Regions from separate parts of the Homo sapiens genome. Here region 2 is linked to region 1. Evidence: read pairs that join two places in POLR2A ChIA-PET (ENCODE). Cell type or tissue: Caco-2. All regions are shown on one strand. Links, peaks and the distances in the headings refer to the core of each region. The heading gives the core; the rest is flanking DNA. Region 1 holds the start of LOC105369395 (a long non-coding RNA gene). Region 2 overlaps UVRAG (UV radiation resistance associated).

Region 1 (13,339 bases), core at 3,194-8,193:
AAATGTTACAAATCAGGACTTTTCCTTTCTTTCTTCCTTTTTTTTTTTTTTTTTTTTTTAAGGAATTCTCACTCTGTGGCCCAGGCTGGAGTGCAATGATCCTATCTCGGCTCACTGCAACCTCCGCCTTGCATGTTTAAATGATTCTTCAGGAGAATGGCATAAACCCGGGTGGCGGAGCTTGCAGTGAGCTGAGATCGCGCCACTGCACTCCAGCCTGGGCAACAGAGCAAGACGCTGTCTCAAAAAAAAAAAAAAAAAGATGATTCTCCTGCCTCAGCCCCCTGAGTAGCTGGGACTACAGGTGCCCGCCACCATGACTGGCTAATTTTTGTATTTTTAGTAGAGACTGGGTTTCACCATGTTGGCCAGGCTGGTCTCGAACTCCTGGCCTCAGGTGATCCAGCTGCCTCGGCCTCCCAAAGTGCTGGGATTACAGGCGTGAGCCACCTCGCCCAGCTTTTTATTTATTTATTTTTTTTTTTTGAGAGCTGGTTGTTATACATTTACCAGCACACCACTGGATATGTCCCTAAGAGTAGATTGCTGGTTCATAGGAGATGTTCAGCTTTATGTGTGACACAGTGTTCCAAAGTATTTGTACTCAGTTATACTCGCCCAGCATTGTGTGAGCTCCAGGTGCTTCACATCGTCACCGTGGAGAGGTTTTCATGAGGTGTAGACAAGTTCACTGTGGGGAGGGAGGGGAAGGCGGGTCATTCAGGGGATGCCCACCGTCTGGCTGGGCTTCTGGAAGTGCCATTTCTGAGAGAACCCAGGGAGAGCGGGTTTGAGGATGGATGGGCATGGGGAGTCTGCAGGGCCTGGGGGCATCCAGGGGTCATCAGCTGTGTGTGTGCATCGCACATCTGTTCACCTGCTGCCCCCTCATCCCTGCCCCAGGCTTCACCCCTGTGCCTCCCCTGGCCCCCATCCTCTCCATAGCCTCCCCTTCCTGCCTCCTCTTCCCCTTTGTCTAGGGTTGTGAGGGCACCTGCAGTGAACCTGGCTTTGATGGTCCCTTCCACCCCAGGCACTGCCATGATTCAGTGTGGGACCTGAGACAGGTCATGCTCCGCTCTGGACCTCAGTGTCCCCTTCTGTACACTGGGATCCTGGGCAGAGGTTGTGGGGGGCAGACCTCGAGGTCCTGGTCTCCAGGGGCTGCAGGCTCTTGTTCTCCACATCATGGTTTGTGAAGCTCTTCACCCCTTCCAGAGTGAACTGCTCGCTGAGCCCCAAGCATTTGTAGCCTTGCCACCTGCTTATTATCTAAGATTTGTTGAGGGCTTTGCAGTGAGAAACACCTTACTTCCTCTGCTCCTCCCGTAGCCCTGTTCTCTCTGCACCTGGGGCCTAGGTCCAGGCATTTGCTGGGGCCAAATGGCCTTGAGAGTGGCCGAGTCAGAATGCAAACCCGGATGTGGGATGACAGTGTCCAGGCTGGCAGAGCCATAGGCAGTGCTAGGGCATGCTGACTTGGTTCCCCTGTGGCCAGCTGAGGTCCTGGCACAGAGGAGATGTCGCTGGAGGTCTGTGGAATCAAAGAACACCCTGCTCCTGCCCCGCTCCTTTGTGCAGGGCTGGATAGGCAGGAGGACTTGGACGGAGCCTGTGGATGGGCTGACTGTGTGGTCGGGGAGGCGGGGGCACAGCTCTGACCAGCTGGGTCGTGGGGGGTGGTGCATAGACGACTCCGAGACCATGGCCCATTTCACCGGAGCAGTTCTCTGCGAAGGCAGGAAGTGGTTTGTATTTTCAGAAGGAAATGAGCAGGGCTTGCTCGTGGGGAGCTCTAGACAGCTCTGGGAAAGGGCTCCAAGGGAAACAGGCCCCGGAGGGGAGGCCAGCGCCAGCCCCTCCCTGTGAGGCGGGCAGGTGTTGACCAGCAGGGCTGACAAACGAGCTGACCGTGTCCCTTCCCTGACATTGCTGAGAGATGCCTCCCTCCAGAGGGGGTTTCTCTGGCGCTGAGACTCCAGGAGGTGCACGTGGGCCAAGCAGGAAGGGGAAAGGGGCCTAGACTCCTTTCACCACCTCAGAGACCCTACAAATCAGGACTGGCAATGGGAGGGCTAGGTCTGCTGCTCTCCTGCCCAGGAGGTGGAGCAGGAGGTACCAGAGGGGGAGGAGAACTGGCTGGGGCTGTTTGGAGATCAGAGTATCCCTTCGATTCTGCTATTCATCCATCCTTCCTTCCACCTTCCACCCTGTTCCACACCAACCCCAACTGAAGTCCCCGTGCTGGGAGTGCAGACACAGAGATGGAGATGGAGCAGGCTCAGGCTCTGACTCCAAGGGGCTCCAGACCTGGTGTGTGCGTAGGGGGTTGGGTGGGAGGCTGACTAGTAGGGAGCTAATGACACAGGGTGCCCTGAGGCTGGTGACCAGCCCTGCCTGAGGGGCAGCAACAGCTTCAGAAGAGGGTAAGGTGTGAGTTAGCTCTTGATAGGTATAGGAGGCCATCAGGGGAGCAGGCAGGGAAGTGACCCTTCGGGGCACTGTGGGTGGAACCCTGCTGGGTTCTCAGGCCCCAGGGAACTCTAAGAAGGTGAGGGGCAGGAGGGGGTTGCAGGCCTGGGCTGGCAGGAGAGCAAATCCCTGTGTTCTGGTTCTGCCTTAGTCCCTGATGGTTCTCAGTGTTGGGCCCGCCAGGAGCAGCCTCCGCCCTGCCCCAGGAGGTGGAGAGGAGCTCTGAAGACAGCCCTGGGCAAGGGCTTAGGCCCGAGGCAGGCGTGGCTCCCTGCTTGCCTTGCTCTGGGATCTGAGCGGTGCTGCTTTCTGCCGCCTCGACCTCATGGGACTCACAACCTGGTGGGAGACGGTCATAGCCTCACAGATGGCCACCATGGAGATGGCTCTGCAGGGAGGGGTGGAAGAGAGCGAATTTGTCAGAGGAGGAGCCAGGGGAGGGCATGCCAAGCAGAGGAAAAAGCTTGTGGAGGCCGAGGCAAGAAGGAGCAGGTTCAAGGCCAGTGTGGCTGGAGCGCAGGAGCCTGGAGAGAGGATGGGAGGTGAGGCAGCCATTCTGTGTAGGGTCAGAAACCCTTGAAAAAGAGAAGCGGACATGACCAAGTGTGCAGTTTTCTGTGCCAGGGCCTGGGCTGTGCAGCAGGGTGATGGGCAAGCATGCCCTGGCCTTGCTCTAAGGCTGGAGAAAAGATTTTTTTTTTTTTTTTTGAGACAGTTTCACTCTTGTTGCCTAGGCTGGAGTGCAATGGCCCAATCTCAGCTCACTGCAACCTCCGCCTCCTGGGTTCAAGTGATTCTCCAGCCTCAGCCTCCCTAGTAGCTGGGATTACAGGCATGCACTACCACGCCTGGTTAATTTTGTATTTTTAGTAGAGACGGGGTCTCACCATGTAGGCCAGGCTGGTCTCGTACTCCTGACCTCAGGTGATCTGCTCACCTCAGCCTCCCAAAGTGCTGGGATTATAGGAATGAGCCACTGCGCCTCGCTGAAGAAAAGAATTTTTAAGTAATTCACCATGGCTCCTGGATGACAGCGAGACCAGTAAGGAGACTTTTGCAAGTCCAGATGAGTGGTGGGGGGACTTGGTGCTGAAGGTTGTTCCCAGATGTCCAGCTTGATGCCCAGGGGGCCGTGGGTATAAGATGGGAGACTTTGGGAGGCAACTATAGAGAGGGGTGCCAGAAGTGATGAGCTGGTCTTGGAAGGTAGATGAGCCTGTGAGATGTCAGGTGGCCCCTGTGGCTCTGGAAAGAGAGGCCTGAGATATACAGGGAGGTAGAGATAAAGATTGCCCAGGAGAAATGGCCAGAGAGTATAGAAGGGCTCGGTGCAGAGCCTGAGTAGCTCCTGAAAATTTGCCTCCTTATTACCTCCTTGCTCCTGTGCAGGCCAGGGCCCCTGCCCCTCCCTGGGCTCTGGGCTTCCAGTCTCACCCGTTCCAAGCCATCCTTGCCAGCAGCCAGGAGAGCCCTGCTGCAATGCCAACTAATTGCATGTCTCTAGCAGCACCCCTGTGCCTAAGCCTGGCTCTATCTGGCCTCTTCTACAATCCAGTGCTCTTCTCCAGCCCTTCTACCCTGTGCTGCCTCCTAGTGAAGGGTTAGATGTGTCATTCTGCAGCCCTTCTGGTGGCTTCATTCAGCCTTTGGGGCTTCGTGTATGTTTTCCTACTGTGAGGCAGGAACCCCCACTCCCTTGTCCATCTGATGAATCCTACTCATCTTTCAAGATTCAGCTCAGTGCCACCTCCTCTGAGAAGCCTTCCTTGGTTAGCCCATTTCCCCACAGAGTTAGGTCCCCTTCCCTGGATACCCCAGCCTCCTATATGCTCAGATCACTGTGTTTCAGAGGGTGTCACCTTCCGCCATCCCCAACAGCCTGGGAACCACCTGAGGGCAGCTCACAGGCCAGGCAGGCACAGGGCAGGAGCTCAGGAGGGGAGCTGAATCATAAGGCAAATTAAGTCTCTGTCCGGCAGGAACCTGGCCAAGGAGATGTGCTGGAGGGGTTTCCTGTCCCAGAGAGTGTGGTGGGCGTACAGTGCTAGGCACCCGCTAGGCTCCACAGAGAGAATGAGGAGGTGGGAAGATTGGAGGTAGGAGACATTAGCATAGCTGGGGCCCAGCAGATCCCTAGGGAAAATGGATGCCCTTCCCATTTGGCATGTGCGTGCAGGTGAGGATTGGACAAGCTGAGAGAAGCCTGCTAGGCAGGGGGCAGCATGAGGAAAGGCAAGATGGCAGCACCACATGGAGAACCAGTGTCGGGGCAGAGAATAGCAGGAAGTGACACTGGGGAGGGGGCTTTTGAAAGGCCCCTTAGAAACAGCTGTTCCCCTCGAGCCTCACCTCGGCCGGGCCCTGAACTTGGTGGTGTCTTAGTCTGTTCAGGCTGCTACACCAGATCCCCATAGACTGAGTGACTTAGACAACGAGCTAGCACTTCTGGAGGCTCGAAGTCTGAGCTCCAGGTGCCGGCAGGTCAGTGTCTGGTGAGGACCTGCCTCCTGGTTTGCAGATGGCTGTGTTCTCCTTGTATCCTCACATGGTGGAGAGCAGAGCGAGATGAAGCAAGCTCCCTGGAGTCTCTTTTTATAAGTGCACTAACCCATCACAAGGGCTCCGTCCTCCTGACCTAATTACCTCCGAGTGGCCCCATAATAACATCGCACTGGGGGTTAAGGATTCAACATAGGAATTTGGAGGACACATATGCAGTCCATCATGATGGGGACCTGTGGGACCCATCTAAAGCCCACAGCCTCTGTGAGATAGGTACTGGTGTCCTCTCCACTGGATGGATACAAACCAAGGCATGGAGAGGCCTGACCACCTGCTCAGGTCAAAGGTGGGAGCAGGGGTGTCTGACTCCAAGGCCCATGCTCATGACTGCCACATCCTACTGTCTCCTCCCCACCCTAGTGTCTCAGCCCCGCCCTGCTGTCTTCACCCTGCCCTGCTGTCTCTGCCCCACTTTACAGAGGGGGATACTGAGGTCCAGGCGTGCAGTGACTTACCTGGGGGTGCCCAGCAGGTCCAAGGAAGACAAGTACAGCCAAGCTGAGCTCAACTACCCGGTCGGGCCTCGTTTAACTGCACCCTCGACCACAGGGCCCCTCCTCAGTGCCGCTGGAGGAACTTCAGAGGCGGCATAGCTGGTAGAGGTGGGCAGGGCATGTGGCCTGGCACCTCTGCAAAGACAGACCCCAGCCCCAGCGGCCACTTTGAAGGAGGCTGAGGGCAGGGGTGGGGGCTGTGGAATTCACGGAATGGAATGTGAATTGTCTCCAGAGCTCCAGGCTGGGAGGGCCACAGGGTGAAGGGTTGGGAGAACAATGGGGGCCTAGGGAACTGGGGCTCCTGGGACAGACAGGGCCGGGCAGGGAGGGACAGGGCTGGGCTCGGCTGAGCAAGGCCCTGGGGTGCAGGTGGCTGAGATGAAACCACAGACCAGACAGGGAGCAGCCTCCTTTCCCCTAGATCCCACGGGTGCCAAGCACACTCAGCACCTGCCCCCAGGAGGAGACCGATCCTGACACCCTCCTTGTGCAGGAGGCTGAGAAGGCCATGCATGCTTTCACCGCCATGAGCTTGCCGGGCCGCAGCAGCCTGTGGGATGGGCCTAGTGGTGATCATCATACCATTGCATGGATTGGGAAGCTGAGGCCAGAGAGGCATGAATTACCCACAGCCCCTCAGAATGTCAGCGACACGTGCCCTTGATTCAGCGGGTTTATTTGAGATAGGGTTCCTCTCCCTCTCTCACCCAGGCTGGAGTGCAGTGGTGCCATCACAGCTCACTGCTGCCTCGATCTTCCAGTCTCAAGCAGTCCTCCCGCTTCAGCTTCCCAAGTAGCTGAGACCATAGGCACACACAGCACCATGCCCGGCTAGCTTTTTAAATTTTTTGCAGAGATGGGGTCTTGCCATGTTGTCCAGGCTGGTCTCGAACTCCTGGGCTCAAGTGATTTTTCTTCCTTGGCCTCCCAAAGTGCTGGGATTCCAGGTGTGAGCCACTGCACCCAGCCCAGTGTTTTGTCAGCACCCTATCGAGCTTTCCCACCGGGACCCACAGACCCTGGGGGAGGCCAATCAACTCAGGGCAAAGACGCCATCAGCTTCACAAGGGTGGGATTGGCTCCCTGGAGCAGTGTCTGAGTGCCAGGCAGCCAGGCAGGGGTTCCCACACGCTTCCACTCCCTCTCCATCCCTCCCTCCCCTTCCCCCTTCTCCTCCCCTCCCACCTGAGACTAACAATTCATTGGCTTGAGAAGCGCTGGCAACTCTGCAGAGCCTGTGGCTTCCATGGTAGGCCACGTGGTATGGTAAGTTCATTCTCACCTCTCACCTTCCTTTTGGGGGCAGCAGCCCTGAAAGAAAAAGTGTGAGGGCTTTGGGGTCAAGTCCGCTCTGCGGCTTCCTGCATTATGCCCTTGGGGACCCCACTTCACCTCTCCTGCCTCCTTTGACAGCTGCTGTGAGGATTTCATGAGCCACCTGCAGTTATAGGAAAACCCCAGGCCCTGGACACATATCCTCATATCCTCCCCCAGGCCCTTCTCTCCAGCCCCTCTGCGTCCAGGGTAGTCAGCAGAGTCAGCAGCAGGGGCCAGGCTGAGGTCAGGGCTGTGCTGAGGCAGAGGAGGGTCTGTCCTGCCCGGGCACAGGAGTCCAGCCTCTGCCTTCAGAGTGGGTGACCCCCTGGGGGTATCTGCCAGGGTCCTGCTTAGTGTCCCTAGCAGGGGACAGTGGGGTCTCTGACACAGATAATGCTGCTCATCCCTGGCCCAGAGCCCGTTTTAGGGTAGAGCTGACCAGCTGCTCCCTGGGAATTATGCTACACTGGGTGCTGAACACGCACGCTTACAGCCCCTGCCTCCATCTCACAGTCTACGACACTGTCTGAGGCCGTCTCCTGCTGCTGTCACGGACACCATAGACTGGGTCATATATAAAGAACAGCAATTTCTTTCTCACAGTTCATGAAAGCCCTTCCACACCCCAAGGCTGCACCAGGCCCCACATTCTGAGGCCACTGAACACCAGACACCTCCCTGCACCTGCCCCGGGATGGGCGACCCTGGAGCCCAGCCAGGCTCCTATCCACACGGTGGGTGCCCCTTTTCTGGGCCATCCTGATGCTTCTGTCAAGGCTCTGGAGTCCTCCCCGACCCCAGCACACTCCCCAGGCCTGCCGCCCCGGTCCCTCTGCCTTCTTCCTCGGCCCTGTGCCGTGCCTCCCACACTGTGGGCAGAGCTTCTTCCTCAAGCACCTGCGTCCTGTGCAGCAGCCTCCCCAGCACAGGCCTCACAGGCATTTACCGCCCTCACTGTCCCCCACATGCCCCATCCAGCCTCCACTCCCATCGCTGTGTCCCCATCGCGTCTTGGTCTTTGAGCCATACCATGGGCCACCCTTGTGCCCAAATGGGCCGGGTCTCCTCAGGCGTTCAGTGTGTTTTTCTCTCTGCCTGGAACTTTCCTCCCAAAAGCGAACATTTCCTAGGTGCCTAGATTCACCCTGAGGAGCCCTGTTTGTTTGCGGGTGATGTCTGCATCCCCCTGGAATGAGTGAGGCAGATTCGGAGGTGGGGAGCCCGGGGGAGGAAGTGGGTAGTCCAGATGAGGGATGGGAGAAGCAGGCTGCAGGGAGATGGGGAGGTGGGGAGTGCCTGAGACAGAGTCCCAACCCTTCCCTGGGCCTGTGTCAGCCACAGGGCCCTGCAGATGGTACCCCCCAGCCCCTATCAGGATCATAGGGAGTCAGAAAGAAGTCCCCTAATGTAGATGGGAATCCCAGCATCCAGAGAGGGCCAGGGACCTCCAGAGTCACAAGGAGGCAGGGACAGGGCCTTCCCAGTCCAGCCCGGTGAAACCTCCTCTGGTGCACTGGTGCCCCTACCCCCACCCCAGGGCCCCACCTAGGGGAGGTGTGGGCATAAGTAGCTGAGACCAGCCCCCCTGCCCAGCCTTGCCCAGAAACATCCCACAGAGTCCCATGGCAGGCGGGCTCAAGGGCACCTGGCTTCCCCAGCACCCTCGCCCACCATGGCCCCTGCACTTTCCCGTCTGTGATTTCTGGCAGCAGGAAGGAGCTGGCCGGGTTAGTATTATTTTCCTGGTTTGCCTGACTGCTATGATGGTTCCTAAAATCACACAGTGGGGCTGCTACCATCCTGTTTGGGAGCCGGGGGGCTCCTTATCTGAGCAGACCACAGCTCCGCTCCCGCCTGGAGCCCAGCCAGGACAGCCACACAGGTGCCCTGAGGTCATGTAGCAAGAGCAGTGGTAGAAAGCTTAGGCAGGGGACCACCGAGGACACTCGCACACATTGTCTCGCTGGACACTTCAGCCAGTGGGTCAACTGGGCAGAAACGGAGGTTCTGAAAGGGTAAGGGGCTTGCCCAAGACCACTCCACAGGTCCCAAGTTTCCAGGCCCTTGTGCTGTTTCTTCAACCCCCACCCCAGACAGTGAGCAGGGAGGTTCCAATGCCTTGGCCCCATCGGGGGAGACCTGGCTGTTCCTGCTCCCTGCCTCCCCTTCTTCCACGACGTGGCCAGAACCTGGCTGGGAGCAGGAGGCCGGGGTCCTCGGCAGCCCCTGGCATGGCAAGCTGGGTGAGTTCCCCTCTGAGCTCTGGACTCGTGGCTGCTCTGAGGACCCCTGCCCAACAATGGCCGAATTCTCACTCCCCCCACCCAGGCCCTCATCTCTCCACAGGGCATGAGGCCACCAAGTCTCTCCCTACTGGGAATGGGAGACCTAAGGTAGTGGTCAGAGTCTCTCTCTGCCCACAGGACCAGTGGGCACCCCAGGAGTCTGTTCTAAGGAACCCCACTGTTCCCTGTTCTAAGGACAACAGAAGGCAGCAGGTGGTTCTGGGCCAGCCGAGTGGCCTAGGTGGCAAGCTGCAGGAAGGAATGGCCGCAGGACTAGCAGGGCCCTGCAGCCTGGCTGGTGGTCCCCGAAGTCGTCTGTCGAATGTTGGCTTCGCAACTCAGGCAGTCTCCTCAGCTCCCCAGCCTTAGTGTCCTTGCCTGGAAAGGGAGGAAGTGGTAGCACTTATTCCATGCAGTTTCGTGAGGATCCCGTGTTAGGGCCTATGAAGCACTTAGCAACTGTCGGACACCTAGCAGATGCTTGACAAGATGCAGCTGAGTATTATTCGGAATATTTTTTAACAAGTGGTGGGCAGGGCCAGCTTCACTAGGAGCAGCCCTGGAGCTGAGGGCTGGACCTGATTTAGAGGCAGGCGAGTCCCTCTCCACCGAGCGCCCACCCACAGTGTCAGCCCATCATCAACTCCGCCCTGAACATCTCAAGGGGGTGTTACTGCTATCTCCACCTGCAGGAGTGCCCTGTGAGGCTGCACACATTCGAGGGTAGATCTGGGTCTCTATGGGGTCCTGATGCTCATATGCCACACTCCACCTGGCCACTCATGTTTAACCCTGCCCTCTCCTTGCGAGGGGGTGTCTCTGAATATGTGGGCTACCCCAGGAGCTGCTGGTGCCCTGCCCTCACTCTGCTGTGGGGACCTGACCTGTCTTCTCGTGCCCAGCTCTTTCTGGCTCAGCGCAACTGCAGAGCTGTCACCTCAGCCTTTGATGACATCTTTACTTCTTGCGCCCTGTTGTTCAAGCATCCGATCTGGCCCCTGTCTTCTCCCTCAGCCTTTGAACTTGACCAGGGTTGGGGCTGGGTCACCCACCGTCTGGGCCTCCCCACAGGTGTGAAGCTTCAGGCAATTCCTTCCCCAGCCACTGCCCCCTGTTTCACCCCCTCACATGCAGACACCTGCTGAGTGGTATTCAATGACAATACGTTCCCTCGGTCAGCAAATATTTGCCGCCTGTGGTTCAGCCCACCTGCAGGCCACCCAGGATAGGAGCAGAGGGGAGAGTGGCCATGAGCCAACAGCGGCAGGCTGCAAAGGACACCATTATCATCTCTGGCTGCATCACCAGAAATGTGGGGGCCAGGACCCTACATTTCTCCAAAGCTGGACATGGAAGGAATGTTCTACTTTGGAGAACGGCCTGCTCTGGGCTCCATGGACAAACTGGACCTTGTCCAGAGGAGGCAAAGTTAGACAGATCCTCCAATGCTTCCTGACGTCTGGTTGTTGAGACTATTACATATGGAAGATAGAATTTGAGATGATTTTAGGTGATTCATGAAAAACTTACAACATCATATAGAATAGTGTCATAAACCCCGTGTCTGAATCATCTGACTTCAACAATCATGGTAAAACATCCAGTTGCCTCCACCTCCAGCGTGAAGTCTTCACTCATCTCAACATTTTGGTCACAGCATTGACTTCTCCTGGGACCCTTGAGCTGGTTGAAAGCAGGAGTGACGCTGGTCTATGTGGGTCCTCAGCCCACGACAGGGCCTAGTCCACTTTAGGTGGCATCAAGGTAGTTGGATTGAATCAACAAAAGAAGGTGGGAAGGACCCAGCGGCCCAGCATCTTCTGAGCACCCGCTCTGGTTAGGGAGCTCTCCCACCTGTCACCCCCTTGTGAAGGAGGGACTATAAGCCCCATTTTACAGTTGAGGAATTGGAGACAGAGAGAGGTTGAGTGTCTCACCCAAGTTACACAGCATTATGTGGAAGAGGCGGGTTGGGAATCTACCTCTGTCTGGTCCTAAATGGCTCTGTAATTTTTGTCAATCCACACCAGAAAGATTTTGCCATTTTTTTAACAAAAGGAAGTTGATTTGGGGAGCAGTTTGGGGTGCCCCAATCCTGTTCCTGTCCCTATTGCCTGAAGGGCCTGGCCTTAGTCAGCTGGGCGAGTGAGATGGGGGACATGGTCTTCCACACCCCCAAAAGGGCATCCCCTCCTCTGCCACCACTCCCAGTGTCCTTAGAGTGGAGAGGACACACTGTCCTCAGCCCTAGACCTGCTGGTCACTTGCCTAATCCCGCTGCCTCTCCATCCTCCATCAGTGCTCAAGGGGGCACAGGGCATCGGGTGGCTAACCTCTCAGGGACTTGGAGACCTAGTAGGCTGACCCACCCACTCTTCAGACAGAAAGACTGAGGCCTGGAGAGGGGAAGAGGCTTTTGAAGCAATTCTAGGGTAGTCTTTCTCATGCATACGCTGTGCCTTTGTTGAAAGGGATCCTACGTTTGTGTCCCGGCCCTTGCCTGACTTGCTGGTTATGAGGGTCAGTATTATCATAACAACCCTATAAGGTAAACATTGGTATTAGTGTAATCACACAGATGGGGCAGCTGGGACAGAGAGGTGAAGGTGACCTTGCCCACAGTCACACACAGGTGTCTGGGATTTGAACCCAGAAGCGTGGCTCCAGAGTGCCCATGCTTAGGTAATTGCTGGGCTTCCAAGGGGGCTGGGTAATGCTGCCCTTGGCCTGAGGTCCCCCGGTCTCTTGCAGTGCACCCCTCACCTAGTGCATCACCCACTCACTTGCCCTGCAAAGGAGGCTTGGATGGGCTATTTGCCCCCGCACTCCAGCAGGAAGCAGGGAAACAAGAGGGCCCTGGCGGAGCTGCCGTCTCCCCTGGCTCTGCTGAGAGCACCCCAACCTACCCAGGGCCAGGTGGGCCTCCCCAGTTCATCCTGCTCGCAAAGCCAACAGACCGTGGCGTCTGCAGACCGTGACCTCCTCCCGGCAGACAGCAGCTCTGGCAGCTCCATCGTCATTGCCAACTCCAATGCCTCAATGCACATGGCGGGGCCCAGCCACAGAGCCCAGCCCCTGCCTCCCTGAGCCCACCCATGCGAGCCAGAGAGGGGCTGCGGGTGGTGAAGGAGGCCTGGGATGGAGGGGCAGGCTGACAGGCAGGGTCAGCAGGGCTGTGGTGTGGCTGTGTGACCTTGGACAAGTGACTTGAGCTCTCTGAGCCTGCCTCGCTTCACCCATTCTTTTGTAGTGGCTCTTTCAGGGAGCCACAGTGTGGAAACAGGATTTGTAAGGGGCAAACCACTGTGCGGATGGGAGGGGCTCCTGCTATGCTCCTGTTCTCTCCCATGACCCATTTGTCCTGCCCTTTCCAAGTGACCCCTGTGGTCACGTCACATTGACGTGCGCTTCAAGGACCATTGCCCTGGCTCGAGGGCCAGCTCTGCATACACTCACGCCAGACCGTCCCAGGCAGGCGGGGGCCGCGGGGTCTCCCATCTAGCCCCTGCCTATGCAGAAGAGGCAAGAAGGCCTGGACAGGAAGCCGCCTGGGTGTGGGAGCAGCGAGCACAGGAGAGGGTGTGGGCTGCAGTGGAGGCAGCCAGGCCTCCTGTGGAGCTGTGAGGAAGGCACAGCTTTGGAGTCAAAGAGCCCTTCATTCAGGTTTTGGCCTGAAGACCTGGGGTGCACGGGGCCGTGCTGCCGTGCTGGTTGACCCTGCACCACTCTGGGGGCCACCTGGCCCGAGACTGTCAACAGGAATTTGTGTATTTTTTAAGACAACGTTGTGCTTGCAGGAAGGGGTGGCTTTGGTGGATGTGCGAAGGTGCCAGCTCCCCTTCTGTCATTTATCTCTTCCCGCCTCTCCTGCACTTGCTCAGGGACTGCTCTAGGGAAAGGACTGGGTCTGATGGTCTCTACCCGGAACCCAGGACAGGGCCTGCCAGGCATTTGCTGAGTGCTTGAGTGACCCCTTGTGTGTGCCCAGCACCTGAGGACCCTGTTCAGGGCCTGCACCCGAAGGAGCCCCTCAAGCCCCGGACAGATGCAGGGACATGAAATGCCCAGGTGGGCCAAGAAGGACATCCCCACAGGTCCAAGCCCACAGTGTGTGATGTCCCCCCTGCCTACCCAGAGACCCCCTGCCAGGGCTGTCTGCAGGCCTTCAGGGTATACCTGGCACACAGGACCAACTGGGGGGTTGGG
Region 2 (5,000 bases), core at 1-5,000, 380 kb after region 1:
CTTCAAAACAGTTAATTTATGTTACATTAATTTCACTTCAATTTTAAAAAATGGATGCTAAGAAATAATCAATACATTTTAAGAGGAGATGAGGAGAAAAAGGACAGAGGAGACAGTCTTATAAATCAGCAACAAAATCCAAATAATAGAAGACTTGAGAAGTAGATTTAAGATTCTCAGGAGAAATAATTAATGATGTTCTACTTAGCTTTTCTTATTTTACGGAAAAAGCTGCCAAATATTTTTTCTTACTATAAAAAATTTATCCACACCCACCGACATACAACTAAAAGCCACACTTTATAACAGGGAAAGAACATTCAACTGAAAGCTAGAATCCTGGGTTTTAATCTACTCTGCCTATCGCATAAGTAAGGAAAATAATTTAACTCTCCTAGGCCTCAGTTTCTTTAATTATAAAATGAGATGCAACTACTACTAATAAAAACAGTAATAAAAAATAACAGCAATATAAAAAGTAATGTTTACATGCATTTACAGTGTGGCAGGCAGTATTGTATTTTACATGTCAACGTTAGCTGTTAATATGTTAAATGTTAACACATTTAATACTCACAAACCCCTGTGAAACAGGTGCTATTAATATCCCCACTTTAAAGGTGTGGAAACTGAGACACAAAGAGGATTAAAGAGAAGAGCCATGCAGTCTGGCTCCACAGCCCGTGTTCTTAAGAACCAGGCTATACTTGATGATCTCTAGGACCTTTTCCAATTCTAAAAATTCTGAGTCCATGTACATTTAAGGCAATTTAAGGACATTATTAAGCCCTCCTGTTTCAGCCATCACTTAGCAATTAACATTCTTGAAATATGCTAAGAGCCTTGTTCTGAATGACATCTAACTTCACCAGATGTTCGATCCCAACAGACTTCTGATGAAGGATTATAATGGAAAGAAACGGCTCATTTGTATCTGGTTATCTGTGTGAGATACTGCCAAGTGCCAAAGAGCCCAGAAGAGATTTACATGTCACTCAAAATTCTTCTGAAGTCAGGCCTAACAATTCTTCAAGGAACAGAATAGTAACAAGTCTGGGTGAGTGCCTATTAAACTGCTCAGGGAAATAGATAATTTAACATATCCAATGAGCAGGAGTAATTCCAGGCAAGTCAGGTGTATTTCTAGATGAGTGGTCAGCAAACTTTTTCCATAAAGGGCCACATAGTAAATGTTTTAGGCTTTGCAGGCCACATGTCATTTCTGTCACATAGTCTTATTTTTTCTTTAAAATTCTTTAAAAATGTAAAATCATTCTTAGTCGCAAGCTATACAAAAATATGTGCTGGACTACAGTTTGCTTATCCCTGTACTAGTTCATTGGATGAGTCACGTTTTAAAACATGTTACTATATATTTTGAGAGTTTTTAGCTGCAACAACACAAGACTGTCCTTAACTTCATTAAAACTACAAAATGTATACAGAAATAACGCAGTTAGTAGGATAACTGATTAGGAAGCAAATAGCATTATACATATACTTATTCCTTTCAGTGTTTACTGAACACCGAGTACATAGATGGTGTTAGGCAATTATTACTACTGTCCTCATAGAGAACACAACCCAGTGAAGGTTCCAAGTGAATCAAATAATGCAAGAGTGCCATAAGAAAGGCTTTTTAAAAAGCTACAGGAGTTCTGCTGCAGTAAAGATTCCATCTGGTAGAGCAGGAACATCAAAGACTGCAGGGGTGGCAGTATTTGGGATGGATTAAGTAGTACTGAAAAGCTGAATGGCAGTGAAGGAAAGTCCCACACAGACTGAACACCTTTAGCCAAAGCATGACAGCAGGAAAACACAAGCTGCATTCAGAGAAAATTAAATAGTAGTCCAATTCGTTTAGCTTCAGTGACGTGGAAATTATTTGGATCCCTGGAGAGGGAAGTAGTGGGAGATACAGCTGAATAAGTAAGTAAGGAGGGCCAGAACACAGCAAGTCTTGAATACCATGCTAAAATGTAAAGACAACCTATGGGCAGTAAGAACTCATGGAAGGTTTCTAACAGTTTAGGGTTATAATCAGAGCTACATTTAAGGAAGGTTACTCTGGTATTAACAAACCTCATAAATTGGAGGAAGACTGTCCAACTACCCGATAGGAGGCTACTATAAAAATCCATACATATTAGACATAATGAGGGTTCAAAATCCATCAGTGGCAATGGTAATAAAAAACAACAGAAACAGAAAAAGAGAGAGGAGGAGGAGGAAGGTGGGGAGGAGGAGGAGAAGGAAGAAGAGAGATAAAAAGCGGAGACAGAACCCAAAGTACTATACAACTGACTGAATTTGGGCTGATGGAGAGAAAGCAATCAGACCAGAGAGTTGGACACATCTAGCAGACAATAAGAATTTACTCCATACAATCTTTAAGCAAAGGAATAAAAAACGAAAGCATCCTTTAGCAAGATTAATCAGGCAGCAGTAAGACAGAGTGGATACAAAGAGACTAGAGTCTATAGGTCCGCCAGGAAACTACTGCAGTGACCCAGCCCTTTGGGAATGTTGATCTGAGCTTGGATTATGTCAATGGAGAGGGAAAAGTAGCCACAGATACCAGAACTACTTCAAAGAAGAACTCAAAAGAGTCTAGTGGCTGACTGAATAGAATGGATAAAATTAAAAAAAATCAACACTTAACTATAAAATTTGAGGCCAGGATAAATGAAAAAATAGTTAATAAAGACATGGAAAACTGGAAGAGAAAGCAACCTTGGAGAGAAAAAATGAAGAGCTCCATTTAAAGTATAATAATTTGGCAGGCATCTATGCAGAAATGTCAGAAACCACTAAGACAGAGAATTACAATTTTGAGTAACAAGCTATATCAGGGGTTCCCAACCCCCAGGGCAAGCATCACCACCTGAGCTCCCCCTCCTGTCAGATCAGCGTGGGCATTAGATTTTCATGGGAGCTCGAACCCTACTGTAAACTATACATGCAAGGGATCTAGGTTGTGCGTTCCTTATGAAAATCTAACTAATGCCTGATCATCTGAGGTGGAACAGTTTCATCCTGAAACCGTCCCCACTCCCGTCCCTGGAAAAACTTGTCTTCCACAAAACCGATCCCTGGTGCCAAAAAGGTTGGGGACTGCTGAGCTATACTACTGATGACAACCAAGTGGTGTATTCCAATAGAATTTCTAATGATCTGCTGCTACAGAAGCTTCATTCACTCATTTGACAAGAATGTACTGGATTATTATTACATGCCAGACACAGTGCTAAGCACTAGGGATCAACAGGTGAAAACAGACACTGTCCTTGCCCTCACACAGTTTACAGTGTAGCAGGTAAGAGAGGTAAGCAAACGGGCAATCAGAATATAATAGGATAAGGGTCAGTGAAGAGGGAAATGTAATACAAGGTGCTACGGAAGCATATAAAAGGGATCTATCCACACTGGACTTAAGAGGTATATCACAGAAAAACCTTCCTATAGAAATGAGGCCTTAGCTAAAACTGACGTGAACAAATCTTAGCCTGAGAAAGTGTTAAGGATGGAGTGTTTAGAAATAAGGAATAGCAAGACCTCATAAGTCATTAATTATTGAGGGCAAACACTGCTGACAAGATTTGAATAAAGGAAGAATATGATCATTTTAGAAAAATAAATCTGACTATAATGTCAAGAACCAGGAAAAAAGTAGCAGCCACCATCAGTAGTGATGGAAACACAGAAGAAGGGACTCAGGACAACTCTATGTTCTGACTTGAGAAAGTAGATGGATTGTGGTACCATTCACTTCACTAAGAAACACAGCAGGAGGAAGTGTTGTGAGAGGGGAAGGGAACTGAGCTCAGTTTGGGCTATGGAGAGCATATGTATCTCTGAAACATCCAGGCAAATTTGACACATGTTTAGATACATGGAAATCTAGACTGGAGGTGTTTATCTGGGAGGAAATCTCTCCCCAGCAGGACTTGCCAGTGTTCTATATTTATTCATAAAACCATAAGTGAGCTTTGAAAATAGTCGTCTTCTACTTAACCTAGGTAAAATAAGAAATCTTGATGGGCAAGGGAAAAAAAAACAATGGCTCATCCTACTACTTGAGCACATTTTCAGATGCAATGAGTATACTTTTTTAAAAATACAGTGTTTGTTTGTATGACTACAGCTACCTAATGAATCAGTAGACAGCCTGTGTTCCTAGGTGTATATGTTCATTTGGACATTAATAACACTTCTAGGCATCAGCCAAGTTTAAGCCGAATAAAACTGTGTACGTATCTCTGTTAAGCATCATCAAGCCTTAGACACCCCTGGCTCTGAGATCTGACGAAGCCCAGATACTGAGTAGTTAAGGAGGAAAGGTGAGACCTCTTCTTAGACAATTAACCTGAGCTGAATGAGTACATCCCCTCAGATTTGGCCCAGTGTTTGAGACAACAGAGGATGTTTTTCCTCTCCTTTAAAACAGTGAGAAGCACTGAGAAATAAGAATAGTGTCATTAAGCAAAGATATACAGATCCTGAAATTAAAATTAATTATTTTAAATTTAAATCAACAGAGATGAAGATGTTTTTGTTCATACTTCAAATATTCTCAGAAAATAATCACAATCACAGGCACACACTCCAAGTATGAAGTGGACTAAGTGCCTTCAATGCTACTCCATGACATGAGGACTGAAAGTAACCCTGCTGAAGTAGCCGTCCCTTAAGCAAAAAGTCTACCTTAAAACAGAGATGGGAACAACGTGATCCTAGTAGACTTCATTCACTCATGGAAAAATATTCAGTAAGCAAAGTCTGAGACTTTAAAGCTGAGTAAGGCATAACCTCAGCCCTAAAGGAGCATACACCCTAATAGGAAGAAAGGATGTATGGCCAAATTACTATAACGGTGAAAGCAGAGAGAAAGAAGAGAAGGCAACAGTGACAGCATGTTAACTAGCATTCGTGGAGAGAGAAAAAAAGAGAATGAGGGAAGATTCCCAGCTTTGTACAACAGTTGAAACAGAAATTAACTT

Evidence for each region. ChIA-PET counts read pairs that join two places held together with the same protein. Peaks named below come from ENCODE experiments on the same cell type or tissue, not always from the same donor. Only the 100,000 strongest peaks of a DNase experiment are listed, where the experiment ranks them.
Region 2: POLR2A ChIA-PET joins it to region 1 with 5 read pairs; 2 of 35 experiments call an interaction of 5 or more read pairs at or near these places.

Annotation. Positions count from the first base shown.
Region 1 is chr11:76,276,780-76,290,118 of GRCh38, reverse strand. It overlaps LOC105369395 (a long non-coding RNA gene), which reads right to left and starts at 5,722. Exons shown (of 5, transcript XR_950333.3): 1 at 5,490-5,722. In Caco-2, for the core only: no CTCF peak of the experiment used is centred there; DNase peaks (open chromatin) are centred at 5,463 and 5,798.
Region 2 is chr11:75,900,327-75,905,326 of GRCh38, reverse strand. All of the region lies in intron 5 of UVRAG (UV radiation resistance associated), which reads right to left. Among named protein-coding and RNA genes, the nearest start is that of UVRAG, 88 kb to the right of the region's middle. In Caco-2, for the core only: no CTCF peak of the experiment used is centred there; no DNase peak of the experiment used is centred there.